Regions from separate parts of the Mus musculus genome. Here region 1 is linked to region 2. The links are chromatin contacts, found by Hi-C in ENCODE. All regions are on one chromosome and are shown on one strand. Each heading gives the region's core, a stretch centred on a gene start or an enhancer-like site at or near the end of the contact. The rest is flanking DNA. Distances are from core to core; before and after follow the strand shown. Region 1 holds the start of Gfm1 (G elongation factor, mitochondrial 1). Region 2 holds the start of Gmps (guanine monophosphate synthetase).

Region 1 (3,924 bases), core at 360-2,859, 3.5 Mb after region 2:
TGCCACCTGTTTATAAAAAACAACATAAAGGCAGGCTTATTAAAAGGCAGCAGTCTGGCGAGTTGGCCAATCTATCAGGTGGAGGTCAGTAAAGTCATTCGCCCAGGATAAAGCAAGGAGGTTTTATAGTTTTGGGCCGTGTGGTGATGAAACATGGGATTATGCCCATATAAGGTTAAAAAAAAGAAAAAAGAAAAAAAAAAAAAAAAAAAAAAGCTGAGCGCCCAGGCAGGCACTCCCAGGTGGGTAGCGGGAATCAGGAAGATGATGACCTGTTAGGCTGTAGTTTCCTTTGAGGGGTCAGGGAGCTTTTTCTGTGTGGTAGGATGGGGAAGGAGGGCACATAGGGTTTTGTAGCTGGGGGGTGTGTGGGGGGGGGGTGTGTCGGGGGGTGATGAGCACGGGTTCCAGCCTAACAACACTAAAGTAAGGAGATCATTTTCTGCGGAGAGGGAATATGGTCTGGCTTGAGAAGATCCTTTTAGTCAGTGTGTGAGTTTACTGAAAAAAAAAAAAAAAAACCGGGAAAGACAAAAGCCGTGAAATCAACCCGGTTCTCATCACAGTAACCCCAGGAAGAAATAGCCCTGTGGAGAGGTGGAAGGAAATGGGAGGTTCGCATATGCTGAGAGGCTTAGATTACAGGAGCCAGCAAGTGACTGCCATCTTTGGCTAGGTCAACTGGATGGACGGAGATTCTTTTGCTAAGATGGAGACTGTATGAGGAGGTTTGGGGAAGACTAGAAGCTCTGTTTTAGATATGTCAACGTTTTTGAGGCCTTTAAGAAGCCCAGACAGAAGCGCCACGGGTGCAGTTTTGAAGATGCATAGCTAGTATTACTGATGAACAATAAAGAAGGTTTTGAAAAATTTTATTTGTAATCCAACATATATCTACTCTCATTTCCCCAGAGTCTCTTTGAAGTATTTGTTTTTAAGATTTACTTATTATGTATACAGCTTTCTGCCTGCATGTATACCTTGCAGGCCAGAAGAGGGCACCAGATCTCATTACAGATGGTTGTGAGCCACCATGCGTTTGCTGGGAATTGAACTCAGGACCTCAGGAAGAGCAGACCTCTTAACCTCTGAGCCGTATCTCCAGCCCCTCCCCCAGATTCTCTGATGCTGTAGTAATGAATACATTTTTGTGTACTCCTTCCATTTAAATTGTTATAAACGTTTTCCCATTGTCATGCAGGTAAAACAACTATGTTTAAAATCTGCAGCTTTTGTTTTGTTTTGTTGAAACAGGTTCTCACTGTCTAGTCCTGTCTGGCCCAGAATTCTTTGCTGACCAGGCTATCTTGGAACTCATTAGAGATCCGCCTAGTTCTGCCTCTGAAGTGTTCTTATTAGACATGTGTGACGCCATACCCGGCACGTTTTTGTTTTTTTTATACAGAGATGGTTTTTTAATTTTTATTTTTTTCCTTTAAAGACAAAGGGACCAGAGTACCTGCCTCCGTAGTAATGACACCTCCCTGTGACAATCCTCTGCATAAACTACGCTTTCTCCTCCTGACCAGGAGAGGGCGCGCGCCACGTCGAGCTCAGACAGAGGTGCCTCTCCCTTGTCTTCCTCTGGCCGTCCTCCTGACCTTCCTCCCGGAAGTGCTCCTGCGGCTCCGGTTGCCGGCGTGACTTTGAGCTCTTCCCGCTCTGCTGCCGGCGCTGAGCACAACCGATCACCTCAGAGCAGGAGCCTTGGAAGTGGCTGTTCCAGGCTTGCCATGCGGCTGCTGCGGGTCGCCGCAGCCCTGGGGCGTGGACCGTTCCCTCGGGTCCCTGCAGTCCTGGGCTGGCAGGGGAAGCAGGTACTGGTGCCAGAGAACCTTCCAGAGCAGGGCAGGTTGGCGACACCTTTCCTTACCTGGGGTCTTGAGCAGCGATTTCCCGAGCCCCGTAAGCCCTTGGGTATCCGCATGCCAGCTCGGCCTTGCGACCCGCAGCTCTGCGCCGGGGTCCCTCCCTTCCTGATGATCTACCTTAAAGAGAAGTGCCCCGAGTGAAGGTCAGATGAAAGTTAGTGTCCCCGGGGCTCGAATCCCGGATTTCGGACTCGTTATCCAGTGGTCCTCTTACTACTGGGTGTGGTTGGATGCTCTCTGAACGTGTGGGTTCTATTCAACATCCCGGTACTCTTCTCTGGCCAAGTTTCCCAGTCAGGTGTATAGATTAAACTTTGTAAGTCTTTGGAGTGAGGTACTCAGAGCAGGGAAGCCGTTGGTAGATGTGACCTCTTACCTGTCATGGATACCTCGTTTGCTTTGCTACCAAGTGTTCCTGTGGTTTAACCATCCAAGCGCTTGTCAGCTGTCTTCTTTGACATGTGCCCAGTTTCCCTCTACCCAGAAGTGTTTGCCAAGCGTTTGGGTGTGCAGTTTTGTTTTGATTCAACAAATACATCCCCCTCCACCCCCCACTGTAAAGCTGACAGGAACACCACCACCCCAAAAGGCACTTCCTTGTTTTCGTTCAGATGAAATTGGAAACCTTTTTGGAGTTGTCTTGTGGCTGTTAGTTGGGTAGACCCATATGCCCCTTGCTAGCTGTGAATTACAGGACGGGAGAAGACAGAGAACCTAAGGTACAATTCAATCTAAAACTTGTATCTCTTGTTAAAGTGGCCATTGAGAGGTATAGCTCTGACTATTATGGTAGTGTGTATTTAAAAGTTAGCAGTGTGGATCAGCCAGCCATAAGGGTAGTTGTCAAGTGTGACAGCCTGAGTGTCAGTCTTGGGACCCACACAGTGGAGGGGTGAAAACGTAGCCCATGACTGCTCTTCCAGAGGAAGAGTTGAATGCCCAAAACTCACATCTTTGTTCGGAACCATCCATAACTCCAGCTCTAGGCGATGTGACCTTTCCAGCACCAGGCGTGCACGTGGTGCAGAGATATATATGCAAGCAAAACACATATACACGAACCTTTAAAAGTCTCAAGTTTAAAACTAACATTTAGAAGCAGTAGTTGTGCTTCTTTTATGAGTATTATTCAGAATTAAATCCAGGGCTCCTTAGATAATACGGAGGTTGAGAACCTTGCTTTGAGGATGAGAAAACAAGTCCGTAGTTCAGGTTTTAACTGTGATCTCGTATAATAGGTGTGCTAAACTGAGCTTTTAAAACTGTTTCTCAGGCTGATTGGAAGACCCGCCGATGGTGTTCGTCAGGGCCAGTTCCCAATGAAAAAATACGGAACATTGGGATCTCAGCTCACATTGATTCTGGGAAGACGACGCTAACAGAACGGGTGCTATACTACACTGGCAGGATTGCCACGATGCACGAGGTGTGTGCTTAGCGGTTGATTCCAGAGCGATTCAGAAATCGATTTTAATTCTACTGTTGTTATAGTTTCATAAGTTTCAGAAAACCTTGTTTTAGGATGAAAACTGGTCGGGTGCAGGGCAGTGGTTCTCTACTTTCCTAATGCTGCGAGCATTTAGCATAGCCTCATGTTGTGGTGACCACCAACCATAAAATTATATTTGTTGCTACTTCATAACTGAATGGTAATATACATATCTGTGTTTTCCAATGTTCTTGGGCAACCCTTATGAAAGGGTCGTTCCACCTCAGAGGGGTTGCAACCCACAGGATGGGAACCACTGCCACAGAGGCTCCTTAGCCAAAGTCAGATGGACAAAGAGGAGAGGTCAAGCTGGCTTGAGATGTGACTGTGTATTCACAACCCCTCTAGAAGTGAGTGATGGCTGTGAACATCCTGGGTTGATGCTGAGATGGCATGACAGACCCTTATACAGCTGTCACAACAGTCTTACGCATGTCAATGAAGGATCCATGTTTATAATGTTAAATGGAAAGTGAATCTCAAAAGGTGCTGTCCATGTCAAAACAAAACACACAGCTTTCATCTTAAAGGAAATCAGAGTTTTTATCTGGAGCCATTTTGAGT
Region 2 (4,512 bases), core at 582-3,081:
ATATAATCATAGGCCAGTTATTTTGTGGAATGTGTCTTTAATTGATGTTCCTTTCTTTTATGAATTTTAGGCAGAACTACAGTAACATTCTCCTCATTTTATTTAGACCATCAAGTGAGACATGACACTGACCTACTGTACTATTTGTGATATTCATATTGATCACTCAAGAAAGGCTGACTTGAGGCACTTCTAAAGTTGCTAAATTTTGTAAGATGTGGTAGCATATACACTTGGGAGGCTCATGCAGTTGGATCATGTCTAGTTCATAGCTATCAAGGGTTAACAGTGAAACTCTACTCAAAAACAAGCAAAGACAGAAAAATTTGCTATTTTACATTGCATAAGTAATAATGTGGGAAGATACTCTGTGACAGTATAAATAAAACTTGCTTCTTATCTTCCACTCTTTAATTTTAGCATCTACTAATATTTCATGTCCTAATTTACTATTGTTATGATAGCTGAAAATGATTCTTTAACATTTCCAGCTTTTATTACTTGATAGTTTATCATAAATCCTATCTGTGTCCTTTATCATCCACAGCAGTTCTCCTTTCCTGTCTTTTTCTATGTGTCCTAGGCTGGCCTCCAACTCACAGGGATGCACTAGCAAGTGTTAGGACACCAATGACACCTGGCTTCTTCCTTCACATCAGCCATTCTTTTTTGCTGTTGCTTGCAAAAGTTCTTATTTCATTGTGTGTGTGTTGGGGGGGGGGGGGTTATGTGTACATGTGTTTATAGGCACTGAGGCCATGGGAGGATGTTGGGTTTTCTTTTTTCCTTTCCTTTCCTTTCCTTTCCTTTCCTTTCCCTTTCCCTTTCCCTTTCCCTTTTCCCTTTTCCCTTTTCCCTTTTCCCTTTTCCCTTTCTTTCTTTCTTTCTTTCTTTCTTTTCTTCTTCTTCTTTTTTTTTTTTTTTTTTTTTTTTTGAGACAGGGTTTCTCTGTATAGCCCTGGCTGTTCTGGCACCAGAGTGAGAGAGAGAGAGAGAGAGATCAAGAGCCTCTGAACATTTTTCTTTTAATTACTTTCTTTCCTTATTTTTAAAAATCTGAGCCGGGCGTGGTGGCGCACGCCTTTAATCCCAGCACTCGGGAGGCAGAGGCAGGCGGATTTCTGAGTTCGAGGCCAGCCTGGTCTACAAAGTGAGTTCTAGGACAGCCAGGGCTATACAGAGAAACCCTGTCTTGAAAAACCAAAAAAAAAAAAAAAAGAAAAAAAAATCTGGCCTGGAACTAAGATGTGCCTGCCTCAGCCTCCAGATTGCTGGGATCAAAGGTGGTGACTGGCTACCATACATTCTTACAAAAGAAAAAAGAAACAGACAAACAAAAACTAAACAGGCAATCAAATAAATATAATTTCTTCAACAAGGTAGGCTCTCTGAGGAATCTACAGCTTATTGTTAAAAAACAGAGGTGATGGCACACACCTTTAATTTTAGCACTTAGGAGTCAGAGGCAGCTGGATGTAACTTTGAGGCTAGCCTGGTCTGCTGAGTGACCTTATTTAGAAAAACAACAAAACCAAAATAAAACAAAAAAAAACCAGAAAAATTGAGCCACTATTTGTGACACGGTGAATCCATTACTTAAATGTATCTTGCAGTTTATAAAAACTTGAAGTTTGAGGTGGTATGTAGCCACTACTTAATTATTGTCAGCTATCACATCCAGTTCTATTGCCCAGACTGGGGGCATGGCTGATGCTTTCCTTTCTGGTAGGTTTGGTGTTATCTTCCCGGGGTGACGACGAGGGCGGGGCTTGCATGGTCCCGCCTCTAAGAGGCGGGGCCGGTTAGAGGAGGTCGGGCGGAAGCTGGAGGCAGGGCCTGCGCGCGCTTCTGTGTTCTGAGGCCGCTGTTAGGTTCCGGGCTGCTCTTGTTCTTCACGCTTCTGCCGGTCCCGGTGTTGAGCCTCTGGCGTCCAGGCCTTGCCAGCAGTCTGCACCCGCGGCGTTGGTCCCCGATGGCCCTGTGCAACGGAGATTCCAAGGTCAGTCTGTGATTGGCGTCTCTGCCGCCCTCCGGCAGCGTGAGCGAGACCTGGGGGTCCGTCCGTCTCCCTCGGCCGGGTCAGTGGCGCTCTACATGTGTCAGCCCGGCCTGCGGCGCGGCTTTATTGCATCCGAGGCGCTTTGTTGGCTTTGCTAGTGAAGCATCGAGTTCCAGCGGAGAGGCGACCTGGCTGTGGGCCGCGATTCTTGGGGACTTCGGGGCCCTTCAACCGCAGGGCAGGGTCGGGGCCTCGCCTGCGGCGGTCCGGCCAGGCGGGCCTGTATTCTTTCCAGCCTAGTGCAGGCCTTTCTGACTCTATTGACCACAGCTTCTGTTCCTGGGCCCAGGTGTGCTTCTCACCCTCTTCTCCCGCCATCCTCGGAGGGGTAGAGTTAAAGGTTCTGCTCCTGCGCACTCTGTCTCGTGTATTACGTGCTAGTTTTCGGGGACATTTTCCCGCCTTTGGGGCCTTTTCTTGGGAGCCAGGTTCTCCACGGGTGCTGGAAAAAGTTAACTGCGTTAGCCAAGACGCGAGAGCGTTGGGCCGTTGATGCCCGTTTGTGGCTTCCAACTCCCAGCCTTAGACATCGTTCTTAATTGCCTGGTCTGAATTGGTCCCCTTTCCCTTCCGACCTAATCGTCTTTGACCTGGAGAGCTTTCTGACCTTCACAAAGTCAGTTTTGTCATCGAGAAACTGCGGTGTTGGAATATAATTTACTTTAGCAAGGTGTACATCACGCTTGTGCATGCTTGTGACCTAGCTTTAGCAATCTGGTTAAATTTCTCTTCGGGTGTATGAAACTCCAAACTTTTGGATAGCTGTTCTAGAGCCAGGAATAATTTCTGCCCTTGCAAACATGGAGCTTAAGTGTCACAAACTCGCGAATGGCTGCTTAATATGTAGGAATCATTCAAAAACCTGTGTTGAACAAATGAATAAACATTATTAGGTAGCTCCTATATTTTCAAACCTAGGCACCTGTCATGGTCTGAAGAATAAGTCTCACCTTACAGTTTTGTACATTTGTCTTTAATTTTTAATCTTACAACTCACTGGAACTCATCTTTATGGTGGATGAGTTCGCTGCGGTTTTATAGAACCTACTGCGATCTAGAAGAATATTTTCACAAAATTATTTCAGTATTTTTTCAACATTTTTTAATTATTATTTTGCTTTTTTTTTTCCGATACAGGGTTTCTTTGTGTAGCCCTGGCTGTCCTGGAACTCACTCTGTAGACCAGGCTGACCCCGAACTCAGAAAACCGCCTGCCACTGCCTCCCAAGTGCTGGGATTAAAGGCGTGTGCCACCACTGCCCGGCTCAATATTTTCTTAAGATGATATTTTTGATCATTGTGATTTATTTGAGTTTAAGGTGAATAGCTAAATTTTATGTCAAGGTCATGTGGTAGAGTGGCCAACTCACAGCTGTCTGTAATTCCAGCTCAGATGATCCAACATCCTCACTTGGTCCCTGTAGACACTGCATGCAAATGGTGCAGACAAACATATAGGCACAACACTGTTATAAGGAATTTAAAAATAAAATGCAAAAAAACTTAATAAAAGTAATAAAGTAATTCTTAAGCTGGCCTATTAGGATTAACCATCACAGATGCTATTCCAGCACCGTCAGTGAGAAGACATACATCAGTGTAAGGCTAGCCTCCTCCACACACACACACACACACACACACACACACACACGTACATTTATGGTGTTATTCTTGCAAGTGTGTCTGTGTACCACATGTTCGTGCCCGTGTGGTCATGGAGGCCAGAAAATGACATAAGATCCCTTGGGACTGGAATTACAGACAGTTGTGAGCTGCCATGTGGGTTCAAAGAATTGAACCTGGATCCTCAGGAAGAGCAGGCAGTGCAGTGCTCATAACCCCAGAGCCATTAACCCAGCCCTTGTTTTTAAAACTTTTAGAAATTCTGTACCAATATTTTATATAAATGAGTGTTCTGTTTGGCTTTTTGTTATTTGGAAAGATAAATAGAAAGCAGTTAAGAAAATGCCTCCCAGGTGGACGGTAGGCAAGTCTGTAGGTCATTTTTTTCTTTTTTCTTTTTTAAACGTGGATAGGATGGGTTACCTTGTAGGAGGTGCCAGCCCTGGGCCGGTGGACCTGGGCTGTAAAGTACTATACCACTACACTATATAATGATTATGTTACTATGACTTAACAGTTAGCTATAGCCATGAGAATGATAATTAAAAGGCACAGGAGTAAAGAACTTAAAACTGTATTATTTTTCTTTGTTCAGAAATTTGTGCGCCACCTGTCATTGTCTAGCCCCATTTTATGTTGTCTCATCTGATGCTAGTAAGCTCTTGATTTTCTCATAATGGTGGCAAAATTGAAACAAGACCACTAAAGGGCTTCTTACTTTGCAGGCAGGCAGTCTAACTGACCTACATCTTCTTCTGTGTTTCTCCCATTTCTCTTCCTCCCTTCTAGTCCCTTCTCTGGATCCTCTCCCCAGTCCCAGGTCTTGCAGA

What was found. A loop is a pair of places that touch in the nucleus more often than their neighbours do.
Region 1: a map of T-helper 1 cell shows a loop between it and region 2 (5-fold over the local background). The contact joins the promoter of Gfm1 here to the promoter of Gmps in region 2. A Hi-C loop is called at or near these places in 2 of 37 maps with a recorded cell type or tissue (T-helper 1 cell and T-helper 2 cell).

Annotation. Positions count from the first base shown.
Region 1 is chr3:67,428,506-67,432,429 of GRCm38, forward strand. It overlaps Gfm1 (G elongation factor, mitochondrial 1), which reads left to right and starts at 1,610. Exons shown (of 18, transcript NM_138591.2): 1 at 1,610-1,817; 2 at 3,145-3,297. The coding sequence starts at 1,734.
Region 2 is chr3:63,974,312-63,978,823 of GRCm38, forward strand. It overlaps Gmps (guanine monophosphate synthetase), which reads left to right and starts at 1,832. Exons shown (of 16, transcript NM_001033300.2): 1 at 1,832-1,999. The coding sequence starts at 1,973.